Regions from separate parts of the Mus musculus genome. Here region 2 is linked to region 1. Evidence: chromatin loops called from intact Hi-C (ENCODE). Cell type or tissue: left cerebral cortex. All regions are shown on one strand. Links, peaks and the distances in the headings refer to the core of each region. The heading gives the core; the rest is flanking DNA. Region 1 has its middle 21 kb from the start of Zfyve9. Region 2 holds the start of 8030443G20Rik (RIKEN cDNA 8030443G20 gene).

Region 1 (9,667 bases), core at 2,419-4,918:
AATCAGACATGGCTCTTTTTCTTTCTTCCTTTCTCTCCTCTCTCCTCTTTCTTCTCTCTCTCTCTCTCTCTCTCTCTCTCTCTCTCTCTCTCTCTCTCTCTCTCTCTCTCTGCCTCTCTTTCTCCTCTGCTCCCCCTCCCCTCTTAGACAGTCTCTCTATTTTGTAGCCCTGGCTGTCCTGAACTCACTACGTAGATTAGACTGGTTTTGAACTCCCTAAGATCAGTCTGCCTCTGCCTCCAGAGTACTAGGATTAAAGGCATGCATCACCATGCTTAGCTTGAACCTTCTTGAAAAATAGACACTGAGCTGGGTGGTAGTGGTGCATGCCTTTAATCCCAGCACTTGGGAGGCAGAGGCAGGAGGATCTCTGTGAGTTCCATGCCAGCCAGGGCTTGTGAGACCCTGTCTCAAAAAATCACACACACACACACACACACACACACACACACACACACACACACACAAAGGGTTGGCACTTTCACTTTGTAGCTTTGTAAACTAAGTCTCTGAGAGGAGAATTAACCTGGCAAAAATCACATCATATGATAGGTAGGACTTTAACCCTTTTCTAGAGCTTTTTTTTCTTTCTATTCTCCTTTCCATATAATCCTGACTTTAGTCTTTTAAAACATCTTGTTGCTAAGTGAAGGTGAAATAAACATACACACAGAGAAAATTTGATGGGTGAAACATGATAGGGACCTCTGGCTTGATAGTTATGGACATATGCATGTAGGACCTTTCCCCTACATTTTTACAGGCTATATGTAAGCAGGACTGTCTCTCTGTGTTAGTCAGACTTTTGTTGCTATACCAAAATACCTGAGCAAAACCAGCAAGGAGAGGTTTGTTTTGGCTCCTACAGTTTTCATGCCATTCTGGTGGGGAAAGGATGGTGAACAAGCAGCTTACTTTATGGTGGCCACAGAAGCAGATGTCGAGGGAGGGAGAGGAGGGAGATGGTGTTGCACTACCAGGCCTTTCTCCTTTATCCCTTCCCCATATGGGTCTCAATTTATATTTGGATGGTATCATTTACATTCAAGATAAATCTCACACACACACCCTTAGTTAATCCTCTCAAAAACACCTTTACAGACACCCAGAGGGGTGCTTTACTAATCGCCTAGGTGCTTTTCAGACAGGTCAAGTTGACAAGACAAGTCATCATGGCCAAGGGAAATGGCTCAGCAGCAAGAAAAGGAGCTTGCCACTAACCCTGATGACCTGAGTTGGGTTCCTGGGATTGTATTGTAGAAATAAAGACTAGAGAACTGATTCCCACAAGTTTTCCTTTGAGTTCCACACCATACAACAAATAACCTAAATGTAATTTAAAAGGGTTAGCTATCCCATCTCCAATTAGTCTACTACCAAGTTAGGACCTGACCTCAACTAATGTATTTTTGTGGAATGACTCTCTTAACAATACATCAAGTTTTTGTCACTATGTAGAGACACCAGCATGACATGGAATCCCATTGATTGTCTAACCTGAGCTGAGCCTCATCAATGACCAAGCTCTCCAAAGTACCTTTTCTCTACCTGCCTTATGTGTACCTAATTTCTGTTTCTTCTGTCTGAAGTGCTCATTTCCTTACCTGATTATCCAAAGACTATGCAGAACTCAACTCAAATTGTCAGCACCTTTGTGGTCTTTGGTTGGGAGCTGGTTTTTTGTTTTGTTTTGTAACAATGTAACTTTGGTTAACCTATGACTGACTATGTAAACCAAGCTATCCTGGAATTTACAGAGATCCACTTGCCTCTGCCTCCCATGTGCCAGGATTAAAGGCATGGATCGCCAGGCACAGCTGCATTTTTTTAAAAATTAGTTTTACTTACATTTATTTATGTTTATTTTGCCTGCATGTATGTTTATGCAACATGTTAATGGCATGCCCATGGAGGCCAAAAGAGAGTATTGGATCTCTTGGAACTGTAATTGCATACAGTTGTTAGCCACTATGAGATTTTAAACCCAGGGCCACTGCTCTTAACATATGAGTCATTTCTCTAGCCTCTCTCCTTTCACAATTATTTTTATAAATTTATGTATGTGTCTCATGCACATCTGTGTGTGAGACACACACACACACACACACACAGAGAGAGAGAGAGAGAGAGAGAGAGAGAGAGAGAGAGAGAGAGAGAGAGAGAGAACACATGCATATGGTACCCATATAGGTCAGAAGAGGCTATCAGGTCCCCTGGAGTTAGAGTTAATCTGATTATGAGTTGTCTTCCATGGGTGCTGGGAACCAAATTCAGGTTGTCTGGAAGAGCAGCAAATATAGAGCCATCTCTCAAGCCTCAGTTAAAAGAATTTTATTTTATTTTTTTTGTGCATAGTATATTTGTGTAAAAGTAAGTAGATATGCATTTGGGTGGTCACAGAGACCAGAAGAGGATATTGGATCTCCTGGAACTGGAGTTATTTGCAGTTGTGGACTATCTGACATAGGTGCTCAGGACCAAATCTGAGTCCTCTGCAGGAATAGCAAAAACGCTTAACCAGTGAGCCAGGTCTCTAGCCCTCCCTTTGTATCCTTAGAACACTGTGTCCATAAGTCTAGTTGATCAAACAATAATGACTACATTGCTTATTTACACACACACACACACACACACACACACACACACACACACACACACACTCATGAATGTTCATACTACTCTTTAAGGAAGGTACCATTAGCCCCTCTGTATAAAGAGATTAACTCAAAAATGTCAAAGGGCTTACCTAGTCTCAAGGCTAGTTAATCTGTGGGTCAACTTTTCAAGCACAGATCTGTATAAATCCAAGTCATTGTAAATTTCTGGGAATGTGTACCTATAAAAATTAAAATTTTTACCGGGCGATAGTAGCACATGCTTCTAGTCCCAGTACTCAGGAGAATCTCAACATTTGGGAGGCAGAAGCAGACCAATCTCTGAGTTGGAGGCCAGCATGGCAAAAAAAGCAAGTTCCAGGACGACTGCACAGAAGAAACCCTGTCTCACAACAAAACAAAACAAAAAGCCCAACAAAACAAAACTCAACTTTTTGAGTGTGTATATTCATTGTGAGACTGTGCTATGGAAGGATAGTCTCATACACATACATTTTATACTTTGAGCCTATGTTCTCTGTGCCCTTTGGTTTCCCCTTTCTCAGTCTATAACTGTTTTTTCTGTCTTCTCAGAGGCTGAGACTACTAATTGTGCTATCTGTTTGTAAACAACAAGTGTTTCCCTGCTGAAAGAAACTGCTGGCATGCAGAATGCTGGTCCTATTTCCATGTTTTCACTTGAGCATCCCTCATGCGCAAGCTCCTACTTTCTATTTAAATTCTCCCCAGCCCTTCAGAAGGCCTCCACTGAGCCCTCCCTCTTCAGCCCACACAGAGCTTTCTTCCTTGTCTGACTAACACAAGCCCATGCACTCTAGCCATGGACTACATTTCTCACTACGTCAGCCTTGTATTGATTTACTCCTGACTAACTTGTCAGGACCAGAGCAGGTCTTCCCTTGGAGACATCCCACAGCATGTCACAGGTCTGATCACATGGCTTGTGGAGTGGAAGGTTGCTTTCATCAGCCACACTAACGTTGGTTGGAAGGTTCCATTAGATTCCACATGATTCTAAAAGTGGCAGTACAACTACTCTCTCTAGGAATCTCCTCTCACTGAATAGAAAGCGTTTCTTTTTTTCATTTCTTTCCTTCCTTCCTTCCTTCCTTCCTTCCTTCCTTCCTTCCTTCCTTCCTTCCTTCCTTCCTTCCTTCCTTCCTTCCTTCTCTCCTTCCCTCCCTCCCTCCTTCCTTCCTTTGTGCAGAAACACAAATCCACCTACTAGCTCATGATGAAGATTGAAGCCTGAGAAGAAAATTAGCCACTCCAATTTCTTTTTCTTTTCCTTTTTCTGTTTTTTTTTTCCCCCCATTGGAGCTCTGGCTGTCCTGGAACTCACTCTGTAGATCAGGCTGGCCTCAAACTCAGAAATCTGCCTGCCTCTGCCTCCCAAGTGCTGGAACCAAAGGCATGTGCCACCGCTGCTCTGCTCAACTGGAACTCTTGATTATTCTACTGGAATGCAACACTAAATTCTAATGTTGGATTCCCGGATCTACTCTGAGAATGCCTAATTCTATTAGCAATAGTTCATATTCTGCTACAAATCTATGCAATTTATTCAACTGAGTTGTAGATGCAATTCTAGAAACACAGTCATTTATAATTAAACTCCAGATCCTATTTTGGAAGTCTTATATTCTCCTGCTGAACAGATTTCACTAATTTTGAAATATCAAGTACAAAGATTTCATGAGTATTTTGCCTGTATGTGTGCATGTGTACTATGGGTTCGCCTGATGCATTTGAAGGTCAGGGGCAGGCACTGGATGCCTTACAACCAGAGTTACAGATGCTTGTGAGTCAGGGAACTCTAAAATCAACAAGTGCTCTTAATCACTGAGCCATCTCTCCAGTGCCCTGCCCAAAGGCTCCACTGTTAAAGCCCAAGACACTGCTTTTGGAATTACAACTTCTAGTTTGGAACACCCAGATTCTTCTTTTAAAAACACTTAGATTACATTTGTTTGAATGGAGACTGCTATACATGTGCCACAGCACTCGTGTGGTCGTCAGAGGACAAGCTGCTGGGAGTTGGCTCTTTCCTCCCCTGTGGCCACGGGGATGAAGCTCATTCTCAGGCCTGGCCGTAGACCTGAGACAATCTCACCTGTCTCCAATTCAGACTCTATAACCTAAACTTCGGGTTTTCACTTTCTAATAACTTCAGGTTCTGTTATCAAGGCTTAAGCTTCCAGCACTAGAGCTTCAGGCTCTATTCTTGGAATCATGTGACACTCTACTTCTGTAGTGTTGCACTGTAGTCTCTGTAGCCAGGATCCTATTGTTGGAATTTACATTCTACTACTGCAATCTCATATTTCATTCCTGGGATCCCGATTTCCAATCTTGAGAACCTCAATAATTCCAGGGTTAACAGTTAACACCTTACTCTCCCAGAATTCACTATTAAAATTCAAGGGTCTATTCTCAAAAGCTAAAATTCTGCTATAGGAATTAGACTTTACTCTAGGAAATATTCACTACATGACTGGAAGTAGACCTGAAGCTTCAGAGCTGAGGATAAGGTTCTAAGGCTCTTGGACTGTAATGACTTAGATTAAACTGAACTCTTCCAATTTCACAAATGAATCATGTTTTTTAGAGCCCCAGTTCTTATTACATGAGTTTTTCATTATCACCAGACATAGAGATTACATCACTAAAACCCAAGATGTTGCTACTGAGCTATCATTTGTTTTATGGTAACTCCAGGTTTTTCTTGATCAGCCCAATATTTACTAATGGAATCCAAGGATCAAGAAGTACTTATGACAGTGGTTAAAAAAGCGTGTGCTCTGGAACCAGGCTACTTACGGCTGGGTTCCGTTTCTGTACTTCTCACATGCATGACCTTCAGGAAGCCACTTAACCTCTATCTGTACCTCATCTGTAAGTTAGGGCTGACACTAGAACTCACCTGAGGTAGTAGTAACAACAGCTCGCATGAAGCGCTTCAAGTGATGTACAGCACATAGAAAGCAGTTAGTAGCGGTTAGGTGTTGGTGTAATTACTGTATTTTAATGCCCCAACCCCAGTACTTCAGACTGAACCTGCAAGGATTCCTGTTTGAGACAGTGTCTTACTAAGTTGTCCCACTTCAGAGCTGTGTGGTTCCTGGGCTTCTGAGTCCCAGGACACCTTCTCATCCAATCAGAAAGGGCAACAGCTCAAAAAAAAAAAAAAAAAAAAAGTAAAAGAATCTCAGACTTTGTTGGCATTGATGCCAGATTTGGTAGCATGCACCCATAATCCCAGCACTTGAGGCTGAGGTGGGAGGACCTCTTGAGTGCAGGAGATTTAAAATCAGCCTGGGAGACACAGTAAGATCCTGTCTCAACAAGAACCTAAAATCTGGAACTCACAGATTAGAATGGGGTGTTCCTCAGCAGAGGTGTTGTTGCAGCGTCAGGGGAGGGAATCCCCAGCTGAGCTCAGGAGCCCCAGCCCCGCTCCTTCTCTCCCCTTCTTCTCTTCATTGCTTCCTGTCTTTTTCCAGAGAGTCACACCAGTCAGCAACCTCACAAAGAGATTGTTATTAGAGTGTCCAGGGTGAGGAGGGATGCCATGAGGCTGCCTATGCTCCCAGAAGGGAGCAGACAGCAACAGGAAATTGGACAAAGTGAAGTGCTTATATAGTAGTTTTGGGGGAGTAGAGCGTTCTAGGATGGAGATTTCCAGGGTAAGGACTGATAGGATTTCAAGTCCTGAGTTTGGAGGAGCTCAGGAATTGGTGGATCTCTGTAGTTCAGGGATTGGGGTCGGTCGTTCCCCCCTCCCCCAGTCTTTTCCCTTAAAAGTAGCCATGGGAGGGTCCTGCTGAGGGGCTGGAGATGACCTTGTGACAGTTATAACAGTTAGAAAGGTCTAGGGGAGGGGCCTGGCTACTGGACCTCCTCAGGCTGGCGGCCTGGCCACTTTCATGCCTTGAGGATTTACAAAGTTTACAAAGTATACAAAGCTTACATCTGGAGTTCATGGCAGGGAAAAGCTTTCATACCATTTGAGTGTGGTGAAAATCTAACATGAGCTTTGAGACAAGGTCTCTCTACACAGCCCTGGGTTGTCCTGGAACTCTCTATGCAGGCCAGGCCGGCTTCAACTCCCAGAGATCTGCCTACCTCTTATGGGATTAAATGTGCATCTCCACACCCAGCTCCAAAGTCTGACATTCTAGTACCAAATTTCTGATCCTAAATTTGGAATTGTAGATTTTATTATTTTACTCCTTTTTTTTTTGGATTATGCAGATGTACCTCTCTCTCAATTTTATATCTCCTGTCTACTGGCTAGGAGCTTCTTGAGGATATCCCAAGAATAATGCTCTTATAAACTGCTCTCTCAAATTTCTGGAATAACCAATCTCCTGATAAATGGAACCCGTTGGCAATAACCATAGCCACAGGGAAGCAAATTGGCCCTAAAGAACTTCCTACAGTCTGTCCTTTTCTTCACTGACATGCTTGTGGCTCTTCTTCAGGCCCCTAGAAATCACATACACGCTCGCTGTGCCCATTAAGGTCAAGTGGCCTCAAGAATATATACTCAGGGGGCTGGAGAGATGGCTCAGCGGTTAAGAGCACTGGCTGCTCTCCCAGAGGTCATGAGTTCAAATCTCAGCAACCACATGGTGGCTCACAACCATCCGTAATGAGATCTGACACCCTCTTCTGGAGTGTCTGAAGACAGGCTACAGTGTACTTACATATACTAATAAATCGTTAAAAAAAAAAAGAATATATACTCTGGACTATTTACATGGGTGGGGTGGGGATGTAGCTCCTTTGTTTGAGACCTTGTCTAGCATGAATGGAATTCTGGGTTCCATTGCTGGCATCAAGATGAATTGGGTGTAGCTGCACATACCTGTAATCCCAGCGTTGGAGAGAGAAGTAGAGGAAAAGGCTCAGGAGTTCAAGGTCGTCCTTGGTTACAAAGGGAGTTTGAGGCCAGCCTTGGATACACGAGATCCTGTCTGAAAACAGCAAAAATAAACAAGAATTCATCAGTGTGCATGATGGTGCATACCTTTGCTCCCAATGCACAGGGGGCAGAGGCAGGTGATTTTCTCTGAGTCTGAGGGCAGCCTAGTGTACAGAGCGTTCTAGGCCAGCCAGGGTTACATAGTAAAACCTGCTCTTAAATAGTTGAGGCTTGTTATAGTGGCCCATGTCACCATAGTGGCCTAGTAACCAGAAGGCAAGAGGCAGGATTGCAAGCTATAAGGAGCCTGGGCTAAATGGTAAGCCACTCTTTCAAACGTTCCCACTTTCAAAAGAACACATTTAGAACTTTTAACACTAATATAAATAAAGATATTTCATATATTTCTCCCAACCTAAATATTTAAGATTAGAAGGTTTTTATGGAAATAAAGTCCCTAGTCATAGTTCACACACTTGCAAGGAATGAGCTACCTAACTGTAAAGGGACATCCAGGGCTTTTCTGTTGGACTCTTGAAATCAACTCAACTTGCCTGTTTTAAAAAGATTATGATGTTTTAAAACGTTTCCCATTTTCCTTCATTTATAAAATGTGGCCGGATGTGGTGGCACACACCTTTAATCCCAGCACTCAGGAGGCAGAGGCAGGTGGATTTCTGAGTTCCAGGCCAGCCTGGTCCACAAAGTGAGTTCCAGGACAGCCAGGGCTATACAGAGAAACCCTGTCTCGAAAAACCAAATAAGTAAGTAAGTAAGTAAGTAAGTAAGTAAGTAAGTAAATAAATAAATAAATAAATAAATAAATAGTGGCTCAGGATGCCTGTGGATAATATTGTGCAAATATCTGCTATTACCCCGCCCCCCCAGGGCTGCTGTGATCATGAATGCTCTGCCATCTGCTGGACTTGGCTTGAATTACACTGCTGTGTCCTGTGTCTCCATTAACAATCCCATTAAGGTTTTTCTTGGGAAAAGAGAGGACTCTGCTGATTGGTTTCATGGAATTATTATTATTTTTTTTTAGGAGAAAGGAATTCAGAAATTATCTAGTAACTATGAACTAAGTGGAGAGGAGCAGGGGGACATGAGAAGTCTTCATGCCCACCCTTGAGAGGGTGAGGGTTTATGCCATGTATTACAGGACCTCACTGGGCAGATGGGACCTAATGGTCTACCTGACTCTAGAGGAGGGGAGATACATTTAAGTGAGGAAATAAGAACATTTGGGACAGACCATAACCATGTGGTTCAAAGCACAGTTATGCAAGTGCCTTGAGAATGGCACATTGTTAGGTAATCAGATCTTTGCATCCAAGGAAGAGGAGGTGATGACAGTGATTAATAGCCAATTTTCACAGCTCTTTGGTGTGTGCAAAGTCCACTCAAACATCTGCCCTCAGGGAGGTCTTAGAGAACAATGTTAACAATGTGGGCTGAGCTAATTCAGGATCTAAATCTGTTGTATTTGATAACTGTTGTATTTGGCAGCTGTTTAACTTCTCTCTGTTTAATTTTTTTTTTTTCATCTTAAAAACTACTTCACTGGGCTCTCGTTAGGATTAAATGTTTGTCAAGTGTCAAGTTCTTATACACTAACCAGCAGTTAATAACTTCAATAACCAGTAGCTATCATAAGCTACTATGTTATCTGTGAGGGAGAAATTACTATAGTGTCACAGAGAAAGAAATCTGTTAAGTGACTGAAGTGGGATACTAAATCCTATACATCATTTTAAAGAGCTGCACAAGAGGCTGCAGACTGCAAAAGGAGGCTGGGCCCTACGAGTTATGAGTCCTCAACGACAGCTTTACATTTGGGCTTTATACAGTGTGGGCGGTGGAAGTCACTGGAGATTGTTACGCTGGAGAGGCACTGGAATCAGAGCTCCATTTCTGAGAGAACCTAGAACCTGCTGAGCTAATTCACACAGCTCACAATTGAGGAGTATAATTATGACAATAAAGATGTGCTGAACACTTTCCTGTGAAACATGTGGAAAGAAGTTGTTTTGTTTTGTTTTTAAAGATTTATTTATTTACTTTATGTATATGAGAACTCCGTTGCTCTCTTCAGACAGACCAGAAGAGGGCATCTGATCATGTT
Region 2 (9,667 bases), core at 3,648-6,147, 170 kb before region 1:
AGTTTATTTAATTTTCTTTTTTTTTAAATTTTTTATTAGGTATTTTCCTCGTTTACATTTTCTTTTATTTATTTTTTTTAAATTTTATTTATTATTATATGTAAGTACACTGTAGCTGTCTTCAGACACTCCAGAAGAGGGCGTCAGATCTCGTTACGGATGGTTGTGAGCCACCATGTGGTTGCTGGGATTTGAACTCCGGACCTTCGGAAGAGCAGTCAGGTGCTCTTACCCACTGAGCCATCTCACCAGCCCTATTTAATTTTCATATAATATGTTTTTATCATGTTTCCTCCTCCAGTCCCTTCCAGGTGCTGCCCACTTCCCTACCCATCCAACTGTGTTCTCTTTTTCTTCTCTCTCTCAAAAAAAAAAATCCCCAAAACAAACAAACAAAAAAAAAACATTAAGACAAAAAGACATGCCAAAACAAAACAAAATGAAACATAAACGCCCAACAGAACAAACAAACAGAGTTCGGGTTTTGTTAGCCAAGACTCTTGGGCGCAGGACCTGATGACATTCTTTTCTTTTCTCTTTTTTTTAGATTTGTTTATTTTATATATGTGAGTACACTGTTGCTCTTGCTGTCTTCAAACACACCAGAAAAGGGCATCAGAATCCATTACAAATGGTTGTGAGCCACCATGTGATTGCTGGGAAATGAACTCAGGACCTTTGGAAGAACGAACAGTCAGTGCTTTTAACCACTGAGCCATCTCTCTAGCCCCCTGATGTCATTCTTTTTTGTTTGTTTGTTTTTGTTTTTCTTGTTTTTTGTTGGTTATTTTTTTATTTATTTGCATTTCAAATGTTATCCCCATTCCCAGTTTCCCCTCCACAAGTCCCCTATCCCCTCCTCCCTCCCCCTGCCTCTATGAGGGTGCTCCTTCCTCTACCAAACCCCCACTCCTGCCTCGCTGGCCTAACATTCCCCTATCCTGGATCATCAAGCCTCCACTGGACCAAAGGGCTCCCCTCCCAGTGATGTCAGATAAGGCCATCTTCTGCTACATATCCAGCTGAAGCCATGGGTATCCCCTGTGTATTCTTTGGTTGGTGGTTTAGTCCCTGGGAGCTCTGGGGAGTCTTCTTGGTTGATATTGTTCTTCCTATGGGGTTGCAAACCCCTTCAGCTCCTACAGTCCTTGGTCTAATTTCCCCATTGGGGTTCCTGTGCTCAGTCCAGTGTCTGACTGTGTACATCCGCATCTGTATTGCTCAAGAATTGGCAGAGCTCTCAGGAGACAGCTGTATCAGGCTCCTGTCAGTAAGTACCTCCTGGCATCCACAATAGTGTGTGTGTTTGGGTCTGCATGTGGGATGGATCCCCAGCTGGGGCAGTCTCAGAATGGCCTTTTCTGCAGTCTCTGCTCCACTCTTTGTCCCGGTATTTCCATGTGTGGTCTTGTTTTAGGATGAAATTATATATATGTATATATATATATGTGTGTGTGTGTGTGTGTATATGTATATATATTCCATTTGGTCCATGATCTGTCCATTAATGAGAGTGGGGTGTTGAAGTCTCTCACTATTATTGTGGGAGGTGCAATGTGTGCTTTGAGCTTTAGTAAAGTTTCTTTTATGAATGTGGGTGCCCTTGCATTTGGAGCATAGATGTTCAGAATTGAGAATTCTTCTTGGCAGATTTTTCCTTTGATGAGTATAAAGTGTCCTTCCTTATCCTTTTTGTTAACTTTTGGTTGAAAGTCTATTTTAATAGATATTAGAATGGCTACTTCAACTTGTTTCTTGGGACCATTTGCTTAGAAAATTGTTTTCCAGCCTTTTACTCTGAGGTAGTGTCTGTTTTTGACACTGAGGTGCGTTTCCTGTATGCAGCAAAATGTTGGGTCCTGTTTATGTATCCAGTCTGTAGCCTATGCCTTTTTATTGGGGAATTGAGTCCATTGATGTTAAGAGATATTAAGGAATAATGATTGTTGCTTCCTTTTATTTTTGATGTTATTTTTATGTTTTGTGGTTATCTTCTTTTGGGTTTGTTGAAAGAAGATACTTTCTAGCTTTTTCTAGGGTATAATTTCCCTCCTTGTATTATCCTTTGAAAGACTGGATTTGTGGAAAGATATTGTGTAAATTTTTTTGTCATGGAATATTTTGGTTTCTCTGTCTTTGGTAATTAAGAGTTTTGCTGGGTATAGTAGCCTGGGCTGGCATTTATGTTCTTGTAGGGTCTATATGACATCTGCCCAGGATCTTCTGGCTTTCATAGTCTCTGGTGAGAAGTCTGGTGTAATTCTGATAGGTCTGCCTTTATATGTTACTTGACATTTTCCCCTTACTGCTTTTAATATTCTTTCTTTGTTTTGTGCATTTTGTGTTTTGATTATTAAGTGACAGGAGGAATTTCTTTTCTGTAGAACCCTGTAGGAGTTCTGTAGGCTTCTCGTATGTTTATGGGCATCTCTTTCTTTAGGTTAGGGAAGTTTTCTTCTATAATTTTGTTGATGATATTTACTGGCCCTTTAAGTTGAAAATCTTCACTCTCTTCTATATCTATTATCCTTAGGTTTGGTCATCTCATTGTGTTCTGGATTTCCTGGATGTTTTGGGTTAGGAGCTTTTTGAATTTTGCATTTTCTTTGACTGTTGTGTCAATGTTTTCTATGGTATCTTCTGCACCTGAGATTCTCTCTTCTATCTCTTGTATTCTGTTGGTGATGCTTGCATCTATGACTCCTGGTCTCTTTCCTAAGTTTTCTATCTCCAGTGTTGTCTTCCTTTGTGATCTCTTGATTGATTCTATTTCCATTTTTAGATCCTGGATGGTTTTGTTCAGTTCCTTCACCTGTTTGGTTGTATTTTCCTATAATTCTTTAAGGGATTTTTGTGTTTCCTCTTTAAGGGCTTCTGTTTACCTGTGTTCTCCTGTTTTTCTTTAAGGGAATTATTTATTTTCTTCTTAAACTCCTCTATCATCACCATGAGATGTGATTTTTTAAATCAGTCTGCTTTTCTGGTGTGTTGAAGGTAACCAGGGCTCACTATGGTGGGAGAACTGGGTTCTGATGACACCAAGTAGTTTTGGTTTCTGTTGTTTATGTTCCTGTGCTTACCTTTCCTTTTGCCATCTGGTTATCTGGTGTTAGCTGGTCTTGCTGTCTCTGACTTTGGCTTGTCCCTCCTGCAAGCCTGTGTGTTAGTACTCCCGAGAGACCAGTTCTCTCCCGGACGAATGGATCCCATTACACATGGAATGCTGGGAATTGAACTCAAAACTTCTGGAAGAGCAGTCAGTGCTCTTAATCACTGAGCTAACTCTCCAGCCCACCCTGATGACATTCTTAAGGCAAGGGTATTTAGCAAGAGTTGTAGCCGCCTGCGGCTACATGAACTGGGTTCCCCTGAAAGGGGGGCTGGGGTTGAAAGCGATCAGACGGCAGAAAAGAATGAGGCCAAGACAAACCTTTTTGTTCAAAGTCTCTGAAGTTTACTTAGAGTCCGTGCTTATAAAGAGGGTAGGCCCATTCCCCCCACTCCCCCCCCCACCACCCCCCACCCCACCCTCCCGCCAGCCCATTCTTGGTACCCAGAGCCAGCCCGTAGGAGATCTACAGGGTGTATCTCCGGAATGTCTCAAGGACCTTTCAGCAGGAAGCAGAGTCTTGGAGAAGAGCAAACAGAGCCACCAAGGTCAGAAGGCTATACCCTAGGTAATCTCCTTCTTAGTGGTATCAAGGTCAAAGTTTGGATCAGCCTGCTTCAAGGCTGAGGGAGGCTACAAAGAGTCTTTCTGTAATTTTTTTGGTGACATCACAGGTCTGTCACAGTGATAAGCAGTCAAGTCTGTTCTCAAACCAGCCTGAGAGACTTCAGTAAGACCGGAGCCTGGACAAACGTAGTTCTCAAGAGCCATACAGCCCAGAGAAAGGTGTTACTTTTCTAAGTCACAGCTTCTTAAAAGGGGGTATTGAGCCTCCATCAAGTTGTAAGGATTAATCAAAATAATAAATAAATAGATATGTGTACTGTTGGGGGCACTAATAGGCATGTACAAGAGTTTGTGAGCAACAGTTGTAGAAGAAAGGAAAACGCAAAAGGGGTTGGCTAAATTTTCCCTGCTAAAATCATAAGACTTTGGACAAGTCTCTTTGGCTTTTGTTTTGTTTGAGTTTTTTAGACAAAAGGCCGAGAAATGATTTGTTTGAGTTTTTTGAGACAGGGTTTCTCTGTGTAGCCCTGGGTTTCCTGGGGTTCCCTTTGTCAACCAATCTGGCCTCAAATAGAGAGATCTACCTCTGTCAGCCTCCCGAGTGCTGAGAGTAAAGACCACTCTCCCAGTCTTTGGACAAGTCTCTTATTCTTAGTTCTCTTGTCTACAAAACACATCTGCATAGGGCTGTCAGGAGGAGTCTGTGCCATTACACTCAATGAGCACCTGTTACAGAGTGTGGCCAGTAATGGTGTATTCAAGAATTATTACAGAAAAGGACTGAGCATGACTGCACTCCAGAAGATCCAACAAGCAGCTGAAAGAGTCAGATGCAGATATTTGCTCCCAACCAATGGACAGAAGCAGCTGACCCCTGTGGTTGAATTAGGGAAAGGCTGAAAGAAGCTGAGGAAGAGGGTAACCCTGTAGGAGGATGAGCAGTCTCAATTAATCTGGACTCCGAGATCTCTCAAACACTGGACCACCAACCAGGCAGCATCCACCAGCTGATAGGAGGCCCCTAACACATATACAGCAGAGGACTGCCGGGTCTGTGTTCAATCAGAGATGAACCCTCAAGAGACTGGAGGCCCCAGGGACTTTAGAGGTCAGGTGGGGTGGGGACATCCACGTGGAGACAGGGGTGTGTGGAGGAGCTATGGGATGTGGAATAGTTGGAGGGTAGACAGGGAGGGATAAAATCTGGAGTGTAAATAAATAAATAAATAAATAAGAACTATTACCTTAGTTCTTGAAGTTTAATGTCAAGGCCTAATTGGGCTTGTTGGTGTTGGCAGCTGTGATCTCCTGATTGGACCACAAGAGGGAGGTAGATGCACAAAAGTGGACGTCTTTAACAGGACTCTGGATAGAAGGGATAAAAAGATGTAGCCTTCTCTCTGGATTTTGTCAGAAGAGCCCTAAGCTTCTTTTTAACCACTATTCATGTACTTCTATCATGGAAGCTTTTAGCTGGTGGTGGTCATGGCGGGTGTTGTTTTTATTGTTAAAATCCTGTTATCGAGGGAGATGGAAACAATGTCTACCCCTCTTCCCAAGGTCCCAACTTAGACGGAGCAAATGGAGATATGATTCCACCAAAGACTCATAGTTCACTGTGGGCAATCAATAGACTTACAGAGCATAGGTGAGGGGCTACGTCCCAGAGTGGGCGGTGCTCCTCCACCAAAGGCCAGGCTGGAAAGTCTTTACCCAGCAGGGATGGTGACTTTCCCACAGCTGCATAGAGGGAAGTTCCAGTCTTTCTTGGTGCATATACTCAAGCCCCTCCCCAAAGTGACAAGCAATTAGGACAAGCGAGGCGTACAACAGGTGGTAAGAAGTGTCTGGAAATTCAGGTGCCCCTCCTTGCCCCTCCAAGAGGAGATATAAACGGTTAACAAGCCCTGCTGGGATGATCTACTGCAAGTGGATACAGCTGATCTTCCAAAGATGGCAGTTATTTGGCTCAGAGGATAAGCATATGAAACAGTTGTTTTCAAAAGGAGGCTAGATCAAAGAACATTCAATGGATAGCCTTTAATGTTGTGAATTTCACTTCCACTTGGAGTTCCTCTATCACCTGATACATAGACTATGACTACATTATACCATTAATACACTCGCTTTCCCCCATTCCTCATTCCAGAAGTCAGTGGCAGTTTTTGTCTACACTCTGCTCATAGGATTGATTTCTTCTCCTTCTTTTTTTGTGGGGGGGGGGGTTGGTTTTTGGGAGTTTTGGGGTTTTTGTTTGTTTGTTTATTTTGTTTTTTTTTTTTTCGAGACAGGGTTTCTCTGTGTAGCCCTGGCTGTACTGGACCTCACTCTATAGACCAGGCTGGCCTCAAACTCAGAAATTTGCCTGCCCCATCACTTAATGGCCTGTGGACTGAGGTTTTCCATGGAAATTGCGAGGAGTGGGCTAGTTTCTTTTACAGAGCCAGGGATCAAAGGAATCCAGTTCACTATTTATATGCTTGTTTGTAAACTTAGTAAAGAGCAGTCACTCTGTTTTATAGCTTATGCTCCACTTGCTTCTTTGCAGCTTGAAGAGTCGTCAGATGGGTGTTCTTGAGCTGTCTGCTGGCGCCTTCTTTTTTCAGTAGCCACCCTTCTTGGTGGGAAGACTCAAGAGGTCTGGGTGCCTTGCCTAACTGTACTAAAGCATGGCCTTCATCCACTGTGTAGCCAGATATGACCCATGGAGTGACTACTTCACCTTGTGTGTTTAGAAGTTGTGTTCACTGGTTTTAAAAAAAAAAAAAAAAGAGGATTTCTTTACTTTTCAAGAAAGCCTCCTATTTCATGTGTCTAGCTCCTCTTGTATGTTTAGAACTAAATCCTGTGCTCATGGGTTATCCAAGGAGGCCAGACTCGGGGCCGACAGCTCAGAAATGGAAGAACACTAGAGGGTAGAAGTTAAGTTCCCTTATTGGGTGGACTGTACCAGGTGACTTTAAGTCACCTTATCTCTCTGGATTTCAGTTCCTTCATCTATACAGAGGGACCAATAATGCTTTCTCCATGGAGTTGACGTAAGAATTCAATAAGATTGCTTAATAGGTGCCTGTGCCTGGCACAGAGTAGATGGTTAATAAATAAATATGCTTCATAAATATTAATTATAAATCCACCTAGAGGGGCATGGGAGTACTTGTTAGAGTTTAGGAATGTTGGTGCCAATTTGCCATCCTCTATAGTCTGTAACAATATACTGTAACAATATCAAGTAAAGAGTCTTAAGGAATTATTGGTAATTCCAGTATAATATTGAATATTGATCTACCCTGAAAGCAAACCAACCTTCTCGCCATTGGGTATTTACATGATTTCTGTTATCTTTATGGTATATCTTAAACTCTGATACTGGATTTATTGGTTCTTCTTTTCCCCTGGCAGCATAAGAATCATTATTCTTAGTTACTACCTGATATAGCACACACTAAGCTTAATATTTGTTGAATGACTAAGTGACTCATCATTCCTACGAAATTAGGTGTAGTAGCATGTATTTGTAATCCTAGAACTCAGGAGGTAAAAACAGGAGGATCAGAAGTTCAAGGTCAACTAAAGCTATAGGAAATCTTGTTCCATAGATAATTGATTGATAGATAGATAGATAGATAGATAGATAGATAGATAGATAGACAGATATTCTTAGGAAATTATGCCCTGAGATTTGTGTCAATCTATCCTGATAAACTTACATTAGAAAATTACTCTGCTGAGTGAGTGGGGTGGTGCACACCCTTAATCTGAGCACTCAGGAGGCAGAGGTAGGCAGATCTCTGAGTTCGAGGCCAGCCTGGTCTATAGAGCAAATTCCAGAACAACCAGGACTATATGGAGAAACTATGTCTCAAAACAAACAAACAAACAAGTTACTCTGCTGTTTTGATCACCATTCTTATTTATTCACAAAGCCTAATGTGTACTATGTGTTTAGCAAATATCTTTGAACCACTAGATGAACACACCCACAGTAATATTGACAACCTTATACAGTAGAGGAGGCTATGGAGTCAAAAATGCTGAGGTCAAATCCTGGCTTTAGTGCCATGAGACTAACATTCTCCACAAATCTAAATTTGTTCTTGTGTAAACTAAGGGCAACCTAATCTTTCTCGTGCATGTATTGTGAGAACTAAATATGATAACACTGCCTAGCTCACAGTGAGCGCTTGGCAAGTGTTATATCTCCATAGTGCTGAGAATGTGGACAGTACCTCGCACTCATTAGATCTTTTTTTTAAAGTGTGTGAGAGGTTGTCTAGTGCTCACATTTACCCAACACAAGCCAAGGAATAGGTCTTCAGCTTTAGAAGGCATAAGAAACTATTGGGAAGATAGTTTACCATAAATGTAGCTTTGGAAGGCCATGTTCTGAGGAATGTCAATGATTACTTGACATTGCAATCCTGTCTTTGCTTTTGGGAAGGAAGGGGCCTTTCCCTATTTCCCTAGAACTGGTCCAACAGCCCAATTTCCTGTGCTCATCATCTGATCTGGGTCATTGTCTAAACCATTCAGAAGTTCCCTCCGGGATCAATGCCCCAGATTAGCATTCCGATCCTCACTCTCAGCCTGCTTGTCACCTCAGCCTGAAATGCTTCTTATTCTCCCTATTCACTTCTTCCCATCCACCAACGCTTAAGCTCAAGTCTATGTTCACAAGCATCTCTTTAGAAATTCTCTTAGCTTTTGAAGTGATATCTCTTCCTTGGGCTCTGAGGAAAGCAGTTCTCTCAGCACTGCTTCCCAAAAGGAATGATGTTCATGAAAAACAGGGTCTTTAACAAGCTGATGTCATCTTAGTAACCCCGAGGGCTGAGGTCACTAATGTCCTGATTCTGATTCCTGATGCTACGGTTGTGAGCGTCTGGTGTTTGTGACACTGAGACTTTATGTGGTTTGGGCACTATAAATGTATAGCAGTGACAGGGGTCTTATTTGGGGTGTTGAGGGAGGGAGGTGTGTTTCCAATTCTTCTCTCTCTCAATCTCTCTCTCTCTTTTTTGTTTTGTTTTGTTTTTGTTTTTTTTGAGACAGGGTTTCTCTGTATAGCCCTGGCTGTCCTGGAACTCACTTTGTAGACCAGGCTGGCCTCGAACTTAGAAATCGACCTGCCTCTGCCTCCCGAGTGCTAGGATTAAAGGCGTGCGCCACCACTGCCTGGCAATTCTTCTCTTCTTGAAGGGCTTCATTCAGTCAAGAAACACAGTTTGAACAGAGACTTATTCAGCACAGTAGCAGATATCTGTTTAGGAGAGAAGCATAAGCTTAGTCTGTAATGCTAGGCAAACCAAGCACGAAGAGGCCTGAAGTGGGCTGCCCCACAGAGAGAAGCATCAGGGTGGCTACTGCATTGTGGATTTTAAAGTGATTATATAAATATTTATGAGGTGGGTAGCATATTCATGTGGTAGGTAGGTGATGCTTATTCTGTCCCAAATTGTGGTGGACCAGTTTTTCCTTTTAGGTATTTTCCACCATGATTCCTACCAAGGGGGTGTGGCTGTCAAAACCATAACGAAAGTGATAGAATAATGAACTTAGGTCTTTTGAGGATTCAGACCCACCGATAGAGTACTCGTGGTGTCTTGGCTTCTGTGAGAAGAACCTAACGATCTTCAAGGATATGTAACAACAAAGGGACATTTCTGTTAGCAGATGTGTCAGCAGGATGTAATTACAGTTTGCCTTGGTTACCTCCTATCTTCCTTTACCCCCACCTATTTAGACAGGAACAGTGTCCTTCCTGGCATGGGTGGAAGCTTTCTTGGAAGCTGTCCTTGCAATTTAGCTGTGATTAGCTATAATAGATACAATCATACACGCAAGGACTGTGATGCCTTAAATATGCACTTGGGCTGCAGGGTGGGGGACGCTGTCTTGGGAGCCAGTTAGAGCCTTCCAAGACAGGTGGAACAATCCTCTTATCTGGTCAGCTTGGCTGTCTCATGCCCGCTGCAAGCCCTTTATTTCTCG

Evidence for each region. A loop is a pair of places that touch in the nucleus more often than their neighbours do. Peaks named below come from ENCODE experiments on the same cell type or tissue, not always from the same donor. Only the 100,000 strongest peaks of a DNase experiment are listed, where the experiment ranks them.
Region 2: it touches region 1 in a loop (2.4-fold over the local background); 17 of 42 quality-filtered maps call a loop at or near these places.

The regions. Positions count from the first base shown.
Region 1 is chr4:108,797,430-108,807,096 of GRCm38, reverse strand. No RefSeq gene overlaps it. Among named protein-coding and RNA genes, the nearest start is that of Zfyve9, 21 kb to the right of the region's middle. In left cerebral cortex, for the core only: no CTCF peak of the experiment used is centred there; a DNase peak (open chromatin) is centred at 3,417.
Region 2 is chr4:108,971,995-108,981,661 of GRCm38, reverse strand. 8030443G20Rik (RIKEN cDNA 8030443G20 gene) reads left to right here and starts at 9,585. Exons shown (of 6, transcript NR_040664.1): 1 at 9,585-9,667. In left cerebral cortex, for the core only: a CTCF peak has its summit at 4,992 (motif pointing right); a DNase peak (open chromatin) is centred at 5,002.